2 separate regions of the Homo sapiens genome follow, and region 2 is linked to region 1. A link is a contact called in ENCODE Hi-C or POLR2A ChIA-PET data. All regions are on one chromosome and are shown on one strand. The core of a region is the stretch at or near the end of the contact, and the rest is flanking DNA. Distances in the headings are between cores, read along the strand shown.

What was found. Hi-C counts contacts between places; a loop is a spot of excess contacts on that map. ChIA-PET counts read pairs that join two places held with the same protein, here RNA polymerase II (POLR2A). Pooled maps may share reads with other maps.
Region 2: a loop to region 1 is called in a map of naive thymus-derived CD4-positive, alpha-beta T cell, with 18 times the contacts of the local background. The contact joins two enhancer-like sites. A Hi-C loop is called at or near these places in 2 of 168 maps with a recorded cell type or tissue (both naive thymus-derived CD4-positive, alpha-beta T cell) and 5 of 50 pooled maps. POLR2A ChIA-PET finds 5 or more read pairs at or near these places in 1 of 52 experiments (T-cell).

Annotation. Positions count from the first base shown.
Region 1 is chr16:17,365,210-17,372,444 of GRCh38, forward strand. All of the region lies in intron 1 of XYLT1 (xylosyltransferase 1), which reads right to left. Among named protein-coding and RNA genes, the nearest start is that of XYLT1, 100 kb to the right of the region's middle. RefSeq lists an enhancer at 4,377-4,466. Within about 2 kb of position 4,567, at least 23 of the 41 ENCODE cell types and tissues checked have a DNase peak (open chromatin) inside an H3K27ac peak, as active enhancers do.
Region 2 is chr16:22,187,101-22,194,335 of GRCh38, forward strand. It overlaps SDR42E2 (short chain dehydrogenase/reductase family 42E, member 2), which reads left to right. Exons shown (of 13, transcript NM_001394319.2): 13 at 3,039-4,651. The coding sequence ends at 3,293. It overlaps LOC124903666 (a long non-coding RNA gene), which reads right to left and starts at 912. Exons shown (of 2, transcript XR_007065028.1): 1 at 871-912. RefSeq lists silencers at 3,037-3,126, 3,217-3,266, 3,407-3,506 and enhancers at 3,212-3,711, 3,967-4,046, 4,547-4,606. Within about 2 kb of position 4,256, at least 41 of the 41 ENCODE cell types and tissues checked have a DNase peak (open chromatin) inside an H3K27ac peak, as active enhancers do.

The DNA.
Region 1 (7,235 bases), core at 3,317-5,816:
CAGCATTTCCTCCTCAGGGAAGTGGGACTCTTTTTCAACTCCTCCTTCTTAGGGTCTCATTGCAGCAACCAAGGTGTTGCATAACGGGGCTTTCTCTTCAGATGTCCCCATGGGATTTCACACTGGCTCCTAAGACGAAGGCTGGGCACGTGCAGGGCAGGCGGCATGGGGTGATGAGGGAGGGATGCCAGTGATACAGAGGTGTCCTTGTTCTCTAAAAAAGACTGCATTTGGAATGTGAATGCAGGCCAGAATCACACAGCCCTCACCTTGTTGGAAAATGTGAACTCACCTTCAAATAGGGCTCAGGGGAGAAAACAGAAACCCCACAGAGAGAACAAGGGGATTCTCAATGTTTTACAGAAACGTTGGCAGTTAAAACTGGGTGTATTGCGCGCTCTCTTTCTCTCTTTTGTATTAAAAGCTTAAAAAGCTGGTCTTTCTGCTATCCTACTTTCATTCTACATTTTTTTAGCCCAGGACCCAGAAATGAGCAGTAGAACCTTAAAATGAAGCTTAGGCCCTTGGAGATGGCAATTCATCACCCACAGCCTTGGAAGATAGAGAAACCACAGACTCATGGAAACTTGGGAATTATCTTAATGCTTCTCCAGCTTGGTATGTGTATCCTTGAGCACAAATGGTTATCAAAAATCTAAACTCCTGTATTTAATACTTTGTTCTGTGTGTGCCTCAAGAGGTTTTGTAATTCTTTAAAAAGTACACAGAATTACCATCTTAGAATTACAAGGTTTTGAAGAAACCTACCTGAAAAGATTAGAGGCTTGAGCTACAGAGTGTTAAGACAAGAATGCCCAACTGGTGGCCTGTGGATGCTTCAAGCTGGTTTGCTTTTTTTTTTTTTTTTTGGCCTGCAGCCTTGATGAAATACTTGAAATCATTCATTGCCAATGTTTTAAAACCAGGATACTTCACATGCAAATCTAGATTTCTCACGTCTCCTTTAAGAACAGAAGATTTAGCAACACTGGATGTGTATTCTTGCAAGAAAACAGCTCCAGACTGAGTAGCTGGCCTGGCTACTGCAAGCAACAGAATTTATCACCCCCATATTAATGCAAATTGCCTAAGGTCACATAGCTAGTCAATATTGACAATAATCAAAATACCAGCTAACATTGTTCTCACACTGAATGCCAGGTATTACTGTAAGGGGTTTGTAAATATTATCTTATTTAATTCTTACAACTGTCTGGGTGTTGTGGCTCAAGCCTGTAATCCGTGGAGGCCAAGGCTGACGGATCACTTGCGGTCAGGAGGTCGAGACTGGCCTGACCAATATGGTGAAACCCCATCTCTACTAAAAATATAAAACTTAGCTGGGCGTGTTGGTGCATACCTGTAGTCCCAGCTACCCAGGAGGCTGAGGCACGAGAACAGCTTGAACCCTGGCGGCAGAGGCTGCAGTGAGCCAAGATAGTGCCACTGCACTCCAGCCTGGGTGACAGACTGGGACCGTGTCTTAAAACAAACAAACAAACAAACAAACCAACCTTACAAGAACTCCAGGAGGCAGGCACCAAAAGCCCCATTTTACAGATGGTGTAATTGAGGCTCAAAGGAGAAGTAATTTTTTCAAACTCATTCATTAGTGGGTGGTGAAGCCAGGATTTGAAACAGGGCATCCTTTTGGACCACTAAGCTACCCTGCTTCCCAGTGGTACAACCACATCTTGAACTGGAATCATTAAACCACAGTTCCTGGTTCTATCAGCATCTGGCACTAAGAAGCCATAAGGAGCACTGAATTGGATCAGATGCTCCTCATACTAGATGTTCTCATTTCCTTGCTGCGAGTCTTCAGGTCGACTACTTTGCTTTTTCCAGTGGTTAATGGTAATAATCATCACCATGATCCTCTCACACTCATTGTGGAGCACTGACTGAGATGTTCTACCAGAGCCCGGCTCAGTCCTGACAGAGTGGGTGGGCCACCAATGTTAGTTCCTCTTAGAAGACAATTGGCGACACTTTACAGTGTTTTGCTTTTCACAGCTCAGAGGCATCTCAGACCATAAACAAGACCTGCCACGTGCCAAGAAGGCAGCCGTTACCCGACATGGCCCAGACAGGAAGTGCTGGCTAAATCCCACCATGCCGCAAATCTTTCTAAAGGTGGCCACCCAGGCTGTGTTTGAACACACATCCTCCTGGAGCTGGGAACACACGCCACATCTATAATTCATCCCGATAATTAGCTTTTCCCAGGCACAGGCCGCAGCACCTATCAATTTTGCACCCACTTGCTGTGGTCACCAAGATGGCAGGTGGCCCAACTGGAACCAATACTGCCAAGTGTCCCACAGACATTGTCTGGAGTTCCAATGATACTATGTGACTTCTGGGACTGCTGGGTGAGATCTCTGTTCCACAGGAAAATAGTTCATATTTGAGCTCCAGAATCCAAAATCGTGAGTTCAAGAAAAGCACTTAGAGGTGCAGACCAGTTATGCAGCGAATTCACAATAAGTTGCCCGAGGCAGCTGTTACTAAGCAGTCCACCTGGCCTCAAATTCTCAATACGGCCCGAGGAGCAGATATTATTAATAGATTCCAGTTTCCCTAGATGTCCGTCCCTGACCTGAATCAAACCCATCACTGTTTGGTGAGGCATGGGAGATCCAGGAGGAAAGGCCTATTTCCTAAGGGCCACACACAGTTTGGATTAAAATTCAGTGTAGAATGTCAGTTTTTTGATACCAAATCTGGAGTTCATCCCATTTTGCCAAAATAAATTTCTATGCACATCCCTCCCTGCTTTTCTTCACTTCCTCCTCTTTTGCTCCTTCACAAGAGCCTCTGACCAGGACATCTATTGTCGAAGATACAGGAAAACTGTGATTCAGCAGTGCTTCGCGTCTGGAATGACTCCAAGAGGCCACACACAGAACTGCCGACACAAACCACGGGGGGCGGAAAAAACGATCCCAGGAGGTGGGGAGTGGAGAGCTTTGCAGTCCCAGGCTACAGCTCGGGATGTAGAGCTGCCTTCCTAGGACAGAAGAGAGACGATGAGAACACCTGGCTGGAAGGTGGCCCTGCAGGGGACGGATGGGCCTTCTACATTTAGAGTCAGGATGGAGTCAGAAAGCTTCAGCAGGGGAGGGACTCTGCCTGCAGCCTGTCCCCTCAACCTCCTCTAATATTTCTTAATGAAACGATAGTGACAATGAAGATGACAGCCTTGATGACAGCGCCCAGTAGACCGCTATCATTGGTTAAGTCCTTATGAGATACCATAATTCACCATTTATGAGCATTACTTCAATAAACCCACATTCTATCCTCATGAAGTGGCTGTTCCCAGAAGGCCATAAAGACTGGATAGATAGATTTTTTTTTTTTTTTTGGTTTTTACTTTAAAAAAAAAAAACGACAGGGTCTTGCTCTGCTGCCCAGATTGGAGTGCAGTGATGTAATCATGGCTCACCACAGCCTTGAACTTCTGGGCTCAAGCAATCCTTCCACCTCACCCTCCCAAGTAGCTGGGACTACAGGCCTGTGCCACCACGCCTGGCTAATATTTCATTTTTTGTAGAGATGGGGTCTTCCTATGTTGCCCAGGCTGGTCTTGAACTCCTGGTCTCAAGTGATCCTACTGCCTTGGCCTCCCGAATTGCTGGAATTGCAGGCAAGAGTCAGTGTGCCCAGTTTGCTTTTTCTCTTGATGACATTAAGTATTTCCTTGTTCCTGGATTATGAATACCCTGTAGTACTGTTCCTAATTTATATAGGAGGAAACTGAGGCTCAGAGAGTTTCAAAGACTTGGTTGAAAGCCACAGAGCCAGGCCCATTTAACCTTAATATCTTCAGAGAGGTTTAAAAAAAAAAAGAAAAAAAGGTAACCAAAATGCTTGGATGTGGTATGGTGTGATCTGCATGGTGCACAAAAATACTTCTTTTTTTTTTTTTTTTTTTAGATGGAGTTTTGCTTGTCACGCAAGCTAGAGTGCAGTGGCGTGATCTCGGCTCACTGCAACCTCCACCTCCCGGGTTCAAGCGATTCTCCTGCCTCAGACTCCTGAGGAGCTGGGATTACAGGCACATGCTACTAAGCCTGGCTAATTTTTGAACAATACTTTTTTTAAAATTAGGTGCCAGCATTTAAAATTTAGGGTGAAATCATGATATTCTGATTTGTGGCTTTTCGTGAAATGTGGAAAGATCTGACCCACTGGGTAGGCAGGTCCACTTAAGGCAGGCACATCCCCTTCTGTTTGCCACAACCCCACCCTGCCCACCTGGGCTGAGCCCTGAAAGCATCTAAGTTTATGACCTTCCTATCTGTTCACCACCATACCTTACCCCTCCCCCACAAAGGAAGGTACCATGTTACCCCATGAACATGACTCCAACCCTCACCCGCCAACCTCAAGAAGAAAAATTCGGGATCCCGTGACTTCACAGCAGAAACAGAAAAACTCAAATAATCCATCAGGAAGTTGAGCACTGAGGTTAATACACACAGGACCATCTTCCTCTAGCTCAACAGTCTTGACTTTTCAGGGCCGTGACCCAGAAGGGAGGTGCCCGTGCAGAAGGCAGAACAGGAAGAGGTTCTTAGCACCCACTGTTTTCTCTTCCTGCACAGCCGCCTTGGGCAGCTGCCTGTGAACAGCCTGGCTGTTTTTCTCCTAGCTCTCTCGGAAGGAAGTGCTCTCATCACCCACGACAACAGAGTTGGCCCGAGGAGCCAAAAACGTGCAAAGGGGCTCCAAGCCCAGCTCTCCTTCTGTTCGGGGCAGCCTCAGAGACAGGAAGATGGGAAGAAAGTATGGCCTGGGATAGAACATCCTGCGAGACCCTTACAAAGCCCCAGCTGTGGGGGAAGGGAACAACAGGAGGGGGCCAGAGGAAGGGGGTCCAGGTCACACCAATTTTATACAATGAGCTCCTTTCATCCGTGAATAGAGGACTCTCCTTAACTCTGTCTCAATGGCTTTGTTTCTGAAACGATCAATTCTACACCCAGAAAGCCAAATTTGCCAGACCTCATGCCAAGGTCAGGCAAGAGCCTGAGATCCCCCAAGCAAGTTGATAATCAACACGCAGGAGACGACGCTGTGCTAAGTCCCATTTGGCGGATCCAAAGCTTACAACGATCCGCTTTCATTTCTACGCCTTCTGCAGTGGGGCGGGGTTGGGGGACCCTCGCTCACATGCATGCCACGCTTGGTGGAACTGTAGGCTGTATTCAGGAGAGTAAGTGTTACTTTCCCAGGGACTTCATTGAGACATCTGCGGGGAGGGCAGGATGAGAAAGAGCTGGAGAAACAAGATGCAAGGTAAAGTGTGTGGTCTCACACTGAACACGTTCATGAAGTGGTGGGAAGCAACCCTAGTGACTCAGCAGTGGCCTCTGTTTAGCCAGCACTTTGAGAACACGATCTTCATGGGCTGACTGCAGAGGTGGCCAACAGAAACTGGAATCTACAAGCAGTATTCAGCTCAGGCATAGTTTGTTCAGCCTGCACAATGTTTTAAAAAGAACAACAAAAACCTACATAGGATGCCAATACTTCACATTCAGGAGGTTTCCCATAAAACTGCAAAGTTCTGGCATTTTTTGGAAAAATCAGAAGACCTAGCTACACAAATCCAGCATTTTCCTAAGGCACTGCCTTTCTGGCACTGGAAAGCAGCTATCTCCCTTAGAAGGGTCACAGGCCCTCCTGCTTGCCACAGTCCCCGCCCCAGACACATGTCCTTCACTTACGGCTGCCAGTGTGGCTGCTGTGGGCATTGGTGTTTGTAATCTCTGGTTTAGTGGATCCTAAGCTAAGCCCAGCACTTTCAGCTGGAGGACCTGAGGTTAGAGAGAAGGACGGGATATGAACCATAGACAGGTTGTAAAGTAACGTGGCTGCAAAGTCCAAGAATAATTTAACTCAAGAAGCACCTATGAATGCACACCCAGGAATACAAGGCAGAGAGCAAAGTTGACTCCCATGGATAGGGGTGAGAGTCCTGTCTTCTCATCAGCCCCTGCTACATACTTTTGACAACTTGTCCCACTTCCCCAGGACCAGGGACTATCTTCTTTGTTTTTATGCTTAATGAAGTCCTAAGACTGCCACATAGAAAGCACTTGGTAAATTCTTGCTGAACCAAAATCAACGGAAACCCAATTCATGTTATAGGTGGAATCTGAGAGATGTATGCTGAGAACTCAGCCAACTTCTGAGCTGTAGGATGTTTTCCTGACTGTAAGTCAAGGCAAGTCCTCCCTATAAAGAAGAGTTTGGGGTATAAATGACACAGCAGAAGGAGACAAGCTCAACCTACTGATTGGCTAATGTCTGAGATGAGGAAGCAGAAAGGTTAGTCTTTATAGGATATGTAGCATATCTGATGAGCTATGGTCTGTTAGGAAGGTACTATACGTACTAATTTCATAAAATTGAAGTATGTTCCAACTTATCAAAGGATGCAAAAACTCCACAGAAGGAAGGAAGGACCTCATGTGGTGGCAGGTGCAGCATATTTTACTGCAACCTTTCTAGGTCTAAAAAGGTAAAATGAGGTTTATCACATCTGCTTCTGCTGTGTATAGCCATGGCTAGTTTTCTCCAGCTCTGTTTATTAAGAGACAGAGAGAAAGAAAGAGAGAGTGTATGTGTGTGAATATGCATGTGTGTACACACACATATGTGAGCATCCACATGCACATACAGGTATGCATGTGTGGTCTCTTTCATTCAACACCCCCCCAAAAAAAGTTGCTATGGGATCTGTAGATTTTGTTTGCTGAGTATCCCTAATTTTGGAATTCCCTCTGTTCTAAGTTGCCCCATTCTTGGTACTAATTTCAAATGGCTGTGGGGGAGGGGAGGCTAGCTTCAGACAAGATTCCACTAAGAGTTTTACTTCTGAGCTGGGATAGAAGCAGGAAAGAATAACAGGAAAAACATGCAGCATCCCATCTCTGCACTTTGCATTTAGTTATAATTATTCACGCAGGAGCATCTTTAAACACCAAACGAGGGAAATATTACAGTTGTTCTGATTTCACATGCTAACTGTGTTTACATGCTAACAGCATTTCTCAGGGACAATTATCTTATTACTAGTGCACTAATCTTTTCAATCTTTTCAACACATTTTACAGCTGCAGACTTCAAAAATTAAGGCTAATTAAGACCTTGCTTTCAGCAGGTACAGTAAACTACTCACATTCCAACATGGTAAAAGAAAATCAGTTTAGGGGAAAGGG
Region 2 (7,235 bases), core at 3,006-5,505, 4.8 Mb after region 1:
CAAAGGCAAGTTTCAGGCCATTCACTTCTTTGAATGCTACCAATCCCACCAACTCTCAACACATACATACACACACACAACAGCCTGGTGGTCCTAGGCTCATAGTTCATGCTTACTGAATAATGAGTATATATTAAGTACCTACTACATACAGAATATAATTATTTTTATGAGACAGGGTCTCACTATATTGTCCAGGCTGGTTTCAAACTCCTGAGCTCAAGAGATCCTCTTGGCCAGGTGTGGTGGCTCGCACCTATAATCCCAGTGCTTTGGGAGGCTGAGACAGGAGGATCACTTGAGGCCAGGAGTTTGAGACCAGCCTGGGCAACATAGCAAGACCTCATCTCTACAAAAAATTTTAAAATTAGCCAGGCAAGGTGGTGCATGCCTTTAGTCCCAGCTCAGGTGGGGGATTACTTGAGCCCAGGAGTTCAAGGCTGCAGATTGCACCACTGTACTCCAGCCTAGGCAACAGATGGAGATCCTGCCCCTAAAAACCAAAAAAAAAAAAAAAGATTCTCCCCCCTCAGCCTTCTAAATAGCTGAGATTACAGGCATGCACCACCATGCCTGGCTCAGAATACTATTCTCATAATAATGATGATGCAGGTTTATATTTGCTTAGTTAAAAGAGAGGATGTTTTCATCACAGATTGTAAATAGCAAAGTAATCGGTGGTATTTGAGGTTATTTGCAAAAATCCTTCCAGTCCAGTCGGGCACGGTGGCTCACACTTGTTCCCAGCACTTTGGGAGGCTGAGGCGGGTGGATAACCTGAGGTCAGGAGTTTGAGACCAGCCTGGCCAACGCAGTGAAATCCTGTCTCTACTAAAAATACAAAAATTAGCTGGGTGTGGTGGCACATACCTGTAGTCCCAGCTACTCGGGATGCTGAGGCAGAAGAGTCGCTTGAACCTGGAAGGTGGAGGTTGCAGTGTGCTGAGACCACACCATTGTACTCCAGCCTGGGTGACAGCACAAGACTCCATCTAAAAAAAAAAAAAAAATTACTTCCAGTCCACTCTCGTTTTATTGTCTCTGATGCCCTGCTAAGTTAAAAAGGTCAAAAAAAAATCGTGATCTCCATTTTATGATGAAAAATTGAGCACTAGGAAAATTATTTGTCCAAGGCCACACCATACTGGAATTGGCTTCAGACTCCATGTTCAGTGCTCTTTAACAAGGGGAGTCAGAGGGGGAGAGTGGAGAATGGGCCACAGAAAGAAGTAGTCACCTATGGCTTCTCCTTTGAGCCATCCGGATCAGTGGAGGAGAGAATAAGATGATACTGACAATCTCTTGAGTTGTGACAGTATGCCAGGCACTGTGCTTTATCTCATTTAACTGAGTTGTAGACAACATTGTCCTCTCCATTTAGAGAGGAGGAAATGAGACACACAGTGAAATAACCTGCCCGTGATCACTCACTTAAATGGTAGAGCTGGGATTTGAACCCAGACCTCAGTGATTTCAAGCTTAACCATTAGCTTGTGAAAATGCATCAGGAATCACATCCACATAAAATAGCTGCCAGGGTGCAGCTGAATTGTGGTCAGGCAGGGACTTGGCTCCTCTCCCTCTTGTTTAACTTGGGGATTTCCTTGTTCAGCTCAGGGGCAATGTCCTTAACTGTGGAAGTTCCTTGGCTGTGGCTCGGGTACCCTCTGCTGGTCAATCTGTGACACATCAACCAGCCCTCCAGTTTGACTTTATAGCCTTTTATGCATTTAACATAAATGTTACCAGGCACTGTGCTGAGCAACGGAGGCAAGAAGACATAGTCCTTGCCCTTAGGGAGCTCCTAGTTCAAAGGGGAAGACAGCCCACTAACCAGGCAACTCAACACTGTAATTAGAGCCATTCTTGGGAAAATCGCGAGAAACTCCAGTGCACACAGAAGGGGCGCCTCAGCCAACTCTGAGGAAGTCAGAGAAAGCTTCCCAGAGGTGACATCTAGAGACATCTAGGTGTATTAGGGACCCTGCTTATCTAGCGTAACTCAACTCCTGTGCTCCCCAAAGCCCTGCACTTACTGACTAGGAAAAAAAGGGACAAATACTGGCCTCTCTCCTCACCCCCCATTAAGCATCCAAGACCACAGGTTTGACCCCAGGGGCTGTTTCAATGCCATGGGAGAATCCAGCAGCTGGTGGATTCTTCCCCAGGGTCCGGCTGAGGAAAAAGAGAGGAAGAAATGAGTCAGGTGGGAGAACATCTCCAGGTGCCAGCACAGCAGAGAAGAAATTAGGCTAGAACCTGGCTCCCCTGTGCGACCCCAGGCAAGTCACTCAACCTCTCTGACCTTTTTCCAAGTATGCACAGAACAGATAGTGCTAGTACCACCTGAGAGGATTAAATGAGGTAGGGCATAGAAAGGATTTAGTCCAGGCCAAATGCAGGGTGTGTGTTCCTTAACTGCTGATAGCTATCATTACTACCCTTCAAACCAGTGGGCCCCAAGCCATCTGGCAGCAGGGGAAACACAGCTTAGACCCTGGAGAGCAATCAGTTCTGCATAATCGAATTCCTCTCTTAGGGAAGCTTAGTTAATAAGCGAGGGCATGAAGGCTGCGACTGGGGCCCTCCTGGTCACAGTTGGTCTGGGGTTGGGGGCAGGAAGCCAAGGTCGTTTCCTGCAGATGTTTCTGGCAGGCGTTCACCTTCTCCTAGCGGATGCCTAAGAATGTATCAAGGGCCTCCTGAGTCCCAGCACCGTGCTAGGCCGGGAAGATGAGTGTAGGGGTGAGACCTTTGCTTCTTAGGGACCAAGGAGTTAAATAGGGTGCGAATTCAGCGGGGCTGGAGGGGGCGACGCAAAGGCGGCACCCTCCAATAAAAATGAACATGTAAGGAAGAAAGGAAGACCTCTCTAATGAGGGCATCGCAGGAGCAAGACGCTGCACTCGGGTCCTTTTAAATCACTATGTAATGGAGGGGAAATCCCTGCCCTCTCTTTTCCCTTTCCGTAAACAACGAAGTAGAGGATGTCCTCCTCCCACGAGGCCCGCCCTCGGATGCCCCGCCTGTCCCCGCAGGTGCGCAGCGTGGCCGTGACGCACACCTTCCAGATAGCCAAGGCCCGCGCCCAGCTCGGCTACGCGCCGGATAAGTTTAGGTTCGCCGACGCCGTGGAGCTATACGTGCAGTCCACGACCCGGCGGCCCCGCGGCTCCACGGCGCGGACCCTCCTGCGCCTGCTGCTCAGGCTGCTGCTGTTCCTCGGCTTGCTCGCCCTGGCCCTGCACTTCCTAGGCCTGCAGCCTCTGCACGCCGCCGTGGAGCGCCTGTGACCGTCCGCCGTCCGCCGCCCGCTAGGGTCGGCCCCGCTGCACCCTCGCCCACGCCCGGCTCCCTGGGCTTGTACCAGCCCCTGCCCCGCCTTCTGGGTTTGAGCGCGCCTCCGCTCCGCCCCTTGAATCCTGGTCACGCCCCCGAGCCGCTCTCCAGACCTAGCCCGGACCGCCGACTTCTGGCCACGCCCCTATCTACTCCCAGACCTTGCCTTGCGCCCTTCCTGTGTTTTGGCCCCGCCCCTGTCCTGTCCCGCCCCGCCCTCCGAAGTGGGCACGCTCCTGCTCCGCCCCCTGAATCCTGGCCACGTCCCTGGTCGGCCCAGACGCGTAGCCCCGAGTCTCTTTCCATGTTTTGACCACGCCCTTGACCCGCCCTTCAAATTGGGCACGCCTTCTTCCCCGCTCACTGATTTCCTGGCCTAGCCCCTGAGCAGACCTCCAGACCTAGCCCCGCCCCCGTTTTATAACCCCGCCCCTGCTTCACGGCTTGGGCACGCCTCTTCCCCGCCCCCTGACTTCAGAGCCTAGTCCTGAGCCGCTCTCCAGGCCTAACCCCGCCTTCATGTCATAGCCACGCCCCTTCCCGCCCTTCCATGTTTGGGCACGCCTTCTGAGTCCTGGTCACGCCTCTGTCCCGCCCCCTGAATCTTTCCTACGTCCATGACCCTCCCTCCAGGCCCTGGCCCTGCCCCTTTTTTCCTCCCTCCGGCCTGTCCGGTTTCTGATATGGGCCAAGGCTCACAGCTTCCTCCGCCTTCTGGACCTTCTCCTAGTCCCTGCCCAGTCCCGGCCCACCCCCAGATTCTCCCTCATTCTGGTTTCGCCCCCTTTCTGGTCCTCCCCGCGCGCTTGAGCCCACCCTTTGGCTTCTCCTTTTGGGTCTGTCCTTGCTCCTGCCTCTGGACCCGGTCCCGCCCTTCTCGCGTGTAATTGAGTCCTGGCCCCGCCCCCTCCCTCTCTGGCTTCACCCCTTTCCAGCTCCGCCTCCCGGGTAGGTTCTCCCCGGAACCAGGCTGCCGCGTCGCTATGGGCTAACGCAGGCTCGGGTGACGTTGGTATGAGTTTGCGCCGTCGGCTGCTGCTCTGTCTGGTAACATTGCATTCGATCCACCCCGACCCAATGTTCTGGGCTTCTCATTCACACAGATCTGTGTGTTGACAGCCAGGGTTTGGGGAAAAACCGAGACTCAAGCTTCTGCCGAGCCCGACTTGGCCTTTTTGGGTTCCTGTCTGAGGATGACAGCATAGTAAGCACAGGTTTTAGTACCAGAAAGAGCATGAAAAATTTAAAAAAAAAAACTCTTAAAATAATTGGATGTCTCGATGAAGTACCAATAAAGCTATAATGGGAAAAATAGAGTTTAGTTGGTTATATTTTATGATTTAGTACTGTTTCTATTTATTAATTAGAGGTAGTGGTAATCACCATAATCTTTAAAGTTTAAGGTCACGAAACTTCTTTATCTAGCCCTGCTCTCCACAGAAACTTCGCCTCCTATCATCTTGGTATCAGTTATCAGTTGTAAGTACCAAGACATCAGTGTGTAAATACAACCATGTATAGATCATAATATGCACACGTGGGACTGGCAGAGAAGAAAAGCACCACAAGCCTGAGGTGGATGGGATCGAAAGGGCTCATCAGAACCAACATGGCCACCGCAGTGTGTGTCCCACTCTGCTGAACAAGGTGAGCAGTTTGGGAAGGAGCTAAAAAAAAATGTATGCTCCTCTCTGCTAGGCTGAATTTTATGTGTGTATATAATTTTTGAAAGAATAATAATCCTATGTCTGTTTAATGCTTGACAGTGTAAAAGAGCTTTCATCTATGTGATCTTATTTAATTCTTACAGCTACTCTTAAATAGGGTTTATTACTCTCCTTTTATAGATGACGAAAACTGGGGCTTTGTCTCATTCCAAAGAGCAGAGGAGGGTGGGGGTTTCTGCTCTACAGCTGGGGGAATTTGGAGGAGCACCGCCTAAGCCGCCACTGGCCTAAACACAACACGTGGTAACTTCTACTCTTCTACACTCTGGCCATGCCAAGGCTTGCGGTTGAACTCTGGTCTCGTTCTCTCAGAGCCGCAAACCTCGGACCATTTGAAGCTGGCGGTCCTGGGGCTTCCTTTCCTCTCGATAACATGTTTACATCCAAACTCACTTCCTTCCTCTCTTTCTTCTCCCTGCTAATCCTGGGAAATCTGTTCTTCGAGCAGGAAAAACAATCTCACACTGCTCACGTTATTTTCTAGATCTTTTGACTAGTGCCAAACCTACTTTTGAAAATCCAAAAGCCAAGAATCAATTTATTTGTTTTCTGGATTTCTCCAACTCATCTATTTCCTAACACTCTGGAAGCAGAATGTGTAAACCCTGGGCATGGGGACAACATGGATCGCTATGTCAAAAAAGCTTTTTTCCTTTCAAGCATCTTTATCCAATGGAAAAGGAGGTGGCATCCCCACCCAACAGGAAAACTGAATCACTGTAAGAATTTTTGAGACTGCCCAGACCACTAGCCTCCATGAGGTTCTGAAAGGGCAAGTAGGAGGTTCTAGCTTACTTGGAGACGCTAAAGAGAAGCATCGCAAATGCAGAAAACAGAATTGTCACAGTGGGCAGCCCAAGGTGACATAGTCGATCTGAAGGGATTATCAAGACAAACTCATAGGCTTTCCATTATGGGTGCTGAAGCTATTCCCAGTTGTAAACCCAATGCCAGGCATCTAAAACATCCTCAAGTCTCTCTCATCTTGAAAATATCTTCCCAGCAGGGCACAGTGGCTCACACCTGTAATCCCAACATTTTGGGAGGCTAAGGCTGGAGGATTGCTTGAGGTCGGGAGTTCAAAACCACCCTGGGCGATTTGGTGAGAACCCTGCTTCTACATAAAAAAAAATTTTTTTTAATTAGCCAGGTGTGGTGGCACCCAGGAGGCTGAGGCAAGAGAATCACTTGAGTCCAGGAGTTTGAGTCTGCAGTAAGCTATGATTGCACCACTACACTCCAGCCTGGGCAACAGGGTGAGACCCCATCTTTAAAATTTAAAAAAATCCTCCTTTGATTCCCCCATTTTCCCTCCCACAACTGTTCCTTTTGCTCCTCCTTTTCAAAATCAAATTTTGTGATGAATTGACCATACTTATGTTTCCATTTCTTCTCCTCAACCCATTCCAAAATGGCTTTCAGATCATCAATGATCTTGTCCATAAATCTTAATAGATATTTTTCCGTCTTTATTTTGCCAATTATCTTAGCTGTGTTCAGCATAGTTGACTGCCCCCTCCTTCTTGATCCGCATTTCTTGGTCTCTATGAAACCACACCTGTTTTCCACGTATATTGCTGGCCAGTCCTTTCCCGTCTCTTTCGCATCTCTTTCACTGGCTTTTCTTCCACTGCCCTCCCTTTAAGATGATGTCTCTCGGGTCTCTGTCTTGGCCCCTCTTCTCCCTCTGTGGGATCTTTCTGGATGAGTTCATCCCTTCCCATGGCCTCAGTCTCTAATACCTCCCAAATCTGTATCATTTCCTTGGAGTGCTCTCTTGACCTCCAGAAATCTATGTCCAACCTCCTACTCAACCCCATATCCCACAAGAATCTCCAGCTCAATGAAAATCAAACTGAAGTCATCATCTCCCACAAACCTGCTTTCCATCTATCTTGTGTTCCCTCCCAGGAGAGGAGAGGCACCACCAGCCATCCAATGACCCAAGCCCAAATCCTGGGCGTCACTTTTGACGTGATCCTCTTCTTCTCGACATGCTCATCTGTGGATTCTGTCAAATCTATCTCTAAAATGTCTCCCTGACTCACTCCTTCTGTCCCGCACCCGGCCACTATTGTGGTACAAACCACTGTCCTTTCTCCTAGACAATTGCAATAGGCATTGAATGGGACCTCCTGTCCCTGCTGCCAGCGGGAACTTTCTTTTCTT